Linked DNA regions of Homo sapiens: region 1 is linked to region 2. The links are chromatin contacts, found by Hi-C or POLR2A ChIA-PET in ENCODE. All regions are on one chromosome and are shown on one strand. The core of a region is the stretch at or near the end of the contact, and the rest is flanking DNA. Distances in the headings are between cores, read along the strand shown.

The links. Hi-C counts contacts between places; a loop is a spot of excess contacts on that map. ChIA-PET counts read pairs that join two places held with the same protein, here RNA polymerase II (POLR2A). Pooled maps may share reads with other maps.
Region 1: a loop to region 2 is called in a pooled map, with 2.4 times the contacts of the local background. The contact joins the enhancer-like site here to the promoter of TFAP2B in region 2. A Hi-C loop is called at or near these places in 1 of 37 single-sample maps with no recorded cell type and 2 of 50 pooled maps. POLR2A ChIA-PET finds 5 or more read pairs at or near these places in 1 of 52 experiments (SK-N-SH).

The regions. Positions count from the first base shown.
Region 1 is chr6:51,677,693-51,680,642 of GRCh38, reverse strand. The region is part of intron 60 of PKHD1 (PKHD1 ciliary IPT domain containing fibrocystin/polyductin); the gene reads left to right. The region is part of intron 2 of LOC124900615 (a long non-coding RNA gene); the gene reads right to left. Among named protein-coding and RNA genes, the nearest start is that of PKHD1, 410 kb to the left of the region's middle. Within about 2 kb of position 1,287, at least 2 of the 41 ENCODE cell types and tissues checked have a DNase peak (open chromatin) inside an H3K27ac peak, as active enhancers do.
Region 2 is chr6:50,817,288-50,820,268 of GRCh38, reverse strand. It overlaps TFAP2B (transcription factor AP-2 beta), which reads right to left and starts at 1,398. Exons shown (of 7, transcript NM_003221.4): 1 at 1,297-1,398. The coding sequence starts at 1,377. It overlaps LOC124901490 (a long non-coding RNA gene), which reads left to right and starts at 1,243. Exons shown (of 2, transcript XR_007059923.1): 1 at 1,243-1,367; 2 at 2,625-2,981.

The DNA of each region.
Region 1 (2,950 bases), core at 38-2,537, 860 kb before region 2:
GTCCATACCTTCTAAAATTTTATGGCACTTTCTTGTAATTGTCACACAAGCAAAATACTTCAGTGAATGCATTTTAATAATTAAATTAAAAACAAAACCAAAACCAAAATAGAACATATACCTGGACTAAGATTTATTAGTTTGTGATAACTCTTGAGTTTTGCTCTCCTAATCAGTGATACTTCTGTGCAATATGAGAAGATTCTAGGGGCAATAGTTACTTGGCCACTTATGATAAAGTGTAAACACCTTTAAAAGTGTGAAAATAACCTTCATATAAGAAAAAATTTCAAGGTCCAGGTGATATTTTTATTTCAAGTAGTGTTGTACTGTACCTTGAAATTAATCGTAATGGTTTACATGAAGCTCCTATTATGATTTTCCCCAAAAAGTTTTAAATTTCATTTCTGAGATTAGCTGCCAATATCAAGCCATCGTGGAAAAAATTTCTAGTACTGCTAGAGAGACTATTTTCCAAATCTCTCTGTTTGGCATAATAATAATAATAATATATATTATGCTTTAGATACTGTTCTGAGCCTTTTAAAATACATTTAATTGGCACAGACACCTTAGGAGCTTGATACCGTAGCATTATTATTCCTACTTTGCAAAGGAGAAAACTGAGATGCAATGAGGCCAAGTTATTTGCCTAGAGTTACACAGAGGGTAAGAAGCAGAGCCAGGATTTGAACCTAGGCAGTTTGCTCCAGAGTCCTGAGAATAATCACTGTGGTATAACATCTTTCACAGCAGAGACAACAGGATTGGCATTAAGATGCCAGAGGAAGGGTGGAGAAATGAGATGCAGAGAAAATGCTAATTTCCTTTCCTTCAGCAACTTGTGTAGAGATTTTTTGTTCCTGAATAAAGGCAGTGTGAAAGGAAAAGAAGCACTTGTAAGCTTCAATTTGCTTTCAATGGGAATCACCGAGTTGGGTCATTATTACCACCTTTCCTTTCCTCCCGAAACATCCTGCTTGGCATTTCTACCACAGGCTTCCTTGGAAATTCTTGACTACCTGAGTTCCCATGCATGACACTCTTGCCTTGAAAAGATTAATATAAAATATCAGTCGAAGGTTTTGTATTCCCAGTGCAGATCTTTATCTCAGAATAAAAAGGGAGAAATTTACCTTCTGTGAGTCATGGGCACTCAGGAGCTGGGAACATTCCCCTGGCAGGGAGAGTTGGCAAAAAAAAAAAAAGTCCTAGTGGATTTCAAGTTTATTTGACTAATTCTTTCACCACTTGTCAAACGAAACTACTTTTGTTTAGGTAACAAAACAAGCTGTTTCCTGTGCCATTTCTCCAGTGAGTAGTATAGGCACTTGTGGCGAACACACATTACTGCTAACTGTTATGATGTTTGCTGTCAAATTCATTTATTTATACAACTGCTGCAAAAAGCCTGAGGCCCATAAGCAGCCATGAAAGATTTCAGAGTCATGGTGTGGGGTCATGAGAGGGAAAAAAATTCTCCACTGGTTATGAGAAAGGAACTGACACAGGAAATGGTCACATATGGCGCAGATTTATTGTGTCCGGGGCTTCCCATTCAAATCTCATTATAGCCACAGCTCAGAGCAGGGCATGGCACAGTCACATTCATTTTAGTTTTGGCACCCAGCAGAAATTACTGCTGCAGCTTCAAACTGAGGGCTGGAGAGGTGATAAGTTTATCATTCTGGGTAAAGAGTGTGCCAGGAATTGCATCTGCAAAGAATGCTGTTGGCTGCTCCTGTGTTTAACCCATGAACATCAGTTTGTTTAAAGCTGGCAGGCAAGATTTGCTAGCTAGCTAAATAAATAAATAAATAAAATTAACATTAAAAAGTAAGAAGGTAGAGAGAAGGTGTAGGGTGATGATGGCGAATATTATATTATAAAAGAAATGAAGAGAAAGTTAAGAATAGATGAACAGGAAAATAATCTTAGATTTTCAGGTTGGGTTTTTTTCTTGATTGGTGGAAAATATAGGTGCTCTATTCATAGACACATGTGCACAGGCACACACAGATGTATATGTACTTATGTATGTGCATTTCTTTCTTGCTGATATTTTCTTGAAAACATAGGTTGTCATTTCTACCTTCCAGCATTTTCTTCACCTGTAACTTGTCTCTTTCAACAGTGTTTATTATGAATGTTTGCAACACTTCAGGTGCTGTTCCAGAATACTAGACAAACACTGGTTTGAGATAAGGATAGAGCCATAAAAGGCAAAAGGAGACTGGAAGGTAGCTTTAAAAATTCTCTTTTTAAAATTATAGGAATGTAACAGCTTGTATTTATTAACATGTGTTTTTCTCTCACTCTGTGCATACGTCATCTAACTTAGCCCTCTCCATCAGCTTATGAATTAAGTACCATTTCCAATCCCTTTGACAATGAAAAAAATGATTCAGAGGGAGGATAAGTAACTTGTCTGTGTTTTGCAGCTAGAAAGTGGCAGAGCCAGCTTGCAATGCAAGTCTCTCTGACTTTAAAATCTGATCTCCCACTCGCTAAGCTGTACTTCCTGAGTTTGAATTTGCCTGGGCTGTTTTCAATGTAATATTCAAATAATAAAATCATAATTGGGACCATATTCTTTGATGTTTTCAGGTGAAAACATATTACAACAAAATAACGAAAATACAAAAACACTTTCTAAACCACTTTTTCAAGCAATGTATAGATGATGACATTTTACCCTAGTAAAACAATTATAAAATAGTCTATTGAATTTGTTTGAACAGATTTCTACTAATAAAAGTAAGGATTTTTTTTTGAATTTAAAAAAGTAAAAAGGAAAAATGGTTGAATCAGAAGAAGGGTCTATTGGGTATAGATCTGACCTTCTCTCTCATATTGTCATGCCATCACTTAACTTTCATCTCTTGATCTTTTTTATCAATGCAACAACTTTTATTAAAAGAGAACAAATATTTTGAGATATTCCCTGAAA
Region 2 (2,981 bases), core at 149-2,648:
CTTTCAGGAGCTGTCCCGATCCGGAGGGGTCGCGTGTCTTTCTCGGCTCTTTGGGGAGCCTCTGCATCCCTCCACCTTTCGTCTGACCTAGCGGCCCGCGCCCGCCACCCGGGAGTCTGCTTCTCTTCCTTCCTTTTCTCTCCAACTTTTCCTCTTAGCAATCTCCATGGCCCGCTTCGCCCGCCTCGACTTCCCTCCTTTTCTAAATCCGCTTCGCCTTTCCGAAGTTTTTATTTCCAACCTCGACGTCTCAGCAGAACCTTCCCTTCCTCCCTTCCCCTGGCAACCACCTGGGGCTGTCCCAGACCATTCCGCTTAAAAGCGAGGCTCCGCGGGCTTCCCGGTCCCCAGCCTGGCCCGCCGCGCGCCCCGCGCCTCGCCCGCCTCGGCCGCCTCTCCCACCTCGCCCGCCTCTCCCACCTCGCCCGCCTCGGCCGCCTCGTCCGCCTAGTCCGCCTCGCCCGCGAGTAGCGGAGCCGTCTGGCCGCGTCAGCCCTCGCCCGAGCCGGAAAAGGGCTTTGGCGAGCGCGGTCCGGGCCCCGGAGGCGGCTGGCGTCCTCCTGGCTGGGCGCAACTTCTCCTGCCCCGAAGAGTTGAGCTAGCCTCAGTGCTAGAGACCCGTACGCATTGAACGTGGGCAGAAATTTCCGTGAAAGATGCCCACACAGGAGGCGGCTGCGATTTCTGTTCGGACGCAGTGACCCTCAAGGAAGCAAAACACAAGAAAACAGAAACTAATAAACTGCTACGACTTCTATTTTGCTCTATCCATCCATATCTCCAGCCATCTACTTCTTTCCCGCTAATTCTCTGTCCTCTACTTGGAACCATTTGTTATCAATTTCAGAAATTTTATTGAAAATAAAAATTAAAAGCCCGAGTCTGTTACAAATGAGGCTTGAAAACCCAATTCTCTTCCACACTTAAAACGAGAAAAGCCCCTGACTTTATCAGAATCTCGATTTTCTCTGAGAGCGTGCCCACATTCAGTAGCACCACATTCCCCATCAGAGCTTAAAAGGGTGGGGTGGGGTGGGGGGAGGCGAGGAAAAGGGAAAGAAAAATAAAATAAATAAAAACATTCCTAAATTAAAGTTGTCAGATTTCAGCCTTAAAGTCCCTTTTCAGAGCAGCGAAGTCTTCCCTAGCCAGCTTTTCTAAAAGTTAAAAAAAGCTGAGAAAACCGACCGGAAATCTACGAGTAAATAGCTTAAAAATATATATCATTTGGGGTATCAAGAAGCTCAAATTCTCTATCTGCAAAGCTCTAAGGTGCATCTGGGGGTGTCGACTCACCTCATAGATATCTTCGTACTTGACATTCTCCACAAGCTTCCAGAGCATGATGGCAGCCTGGTCTCTAGGAGGTGAGTGCATTCATGTGAGGAGCAGATGTCTGGCTTCTCAGGACTCCGCTGTCTGTAATGATCCATCTATAATTGGAAATGGGGGATACACACCAAATCCGACGCTCCTCTCCCATCGCAACTTATATCTGTTGTCTCAAACAATAGGCTGGACAAGTAAGCCTCAGCAAAGAGAAAAAACATTATTGCACACACAGGAGTTAGATGCAACCCACAGACATATATACTATAAAAATCATAAACCCGTATTTACACCCAGACACCCACATATAGTTATATAAGCACCTCTGGGTCACACAGTCTGCAGACTCCAAATGTGCATTTAACAAAGAGTTGTTCAGGGTGATTAATATAATATATACATTTTATAACTTCTATATCGAAAATGACACATCATTGTAGCCACTAACTGAAGTCTTTGCAATTCATAATGAGAAACCAGGGGCCATCAGTCCCCTATTTTCTATGTAGATTTTAAAGGGGGACACTTACCAAGATTTTTAAACACAAAAGCTCCCTCCTATTCATGTATGTTCCGGAAGAGAGTATTTTGAAAGGCTGGATATGGGGGATTTTAAGGACTATCTCTGTGTTGATGGCTACACAACTTTTTTTTTTTTAACTTTATCTCTGTCACCATAGAACAAAAAAGCTAGCCACCGTTGATGACCATTTCTAATATTTTCTGGTCATTTTACCTAAAACCTTTGGAAACTTAAATACACCTCAGTTTGTGCTGCTTGTTATTTTAGGTGTTGTTTGTATGCATTTTCAACGGATTCCATGCACCATTCCTCTTGGCTGGAGTCTCCATTTTATCAAGTTTTTTTCAGATGTTGGAAGCAACGTACGCACACGTTCAGACAAGGTTAATTTTGAGCCTTTTTTGCAGAGGCCAAGGACATTTTATATTTGCATCTGTTGTGTATGACTTGTAAGTGGTTTTAATCATGGAGAGTCAAGAAAGGGCCACCCGAATCTTTGAAAAGGTTTAAGCAGAATGTCTTCAAAGAGATAGTGAAAAATATTTTAGTGCATGTGGAGTTTCTTCTTTTTTTTGTATAATTTTTCTTAATAAGATGATTCATATAGTTTTTAAAAAGGAAAACATCATCAGCAACAAGAACAATATTAACCAGACTTAGAAAATGGGCACCATTTAAGGCGCAGGGATTCTGAATTTTATCATGAAATGAATACTCATCTGTTCCCCTGTTCCCCCTTTCCCATCCCCTCTGTTTTTCTACTCCCTTTCAGGGTGCGGAGAGCTTCTCATAGCCGGAACAGACGCCCAGAAGAGGATCTCTGCGCCTGGGACAGAAAAGAAATGCCAGGAGGGACCGAGGAGGGATGGGGCAATTTGGGGTGGAAGTTATTAAGCCTGGTGAGAGTGAATCTGCAAAGGGTGATTGTCTTTAAATCCAGGACTGCTGTGTGCAGCTCTGCGCGAACAGGGATGGACGCTGTTTGAGTACAGGGCTCCGGACAACCTTGTTGGACGTCGATTCAATCAAAACCAAGGAGAAGCTTCATGAACTGCAGAATAAACAATTCTGCAGATTTTTAATTTAATTTTTAAAGATAAGTCAAAGGAAAAGAACACAAAGAAGGTGC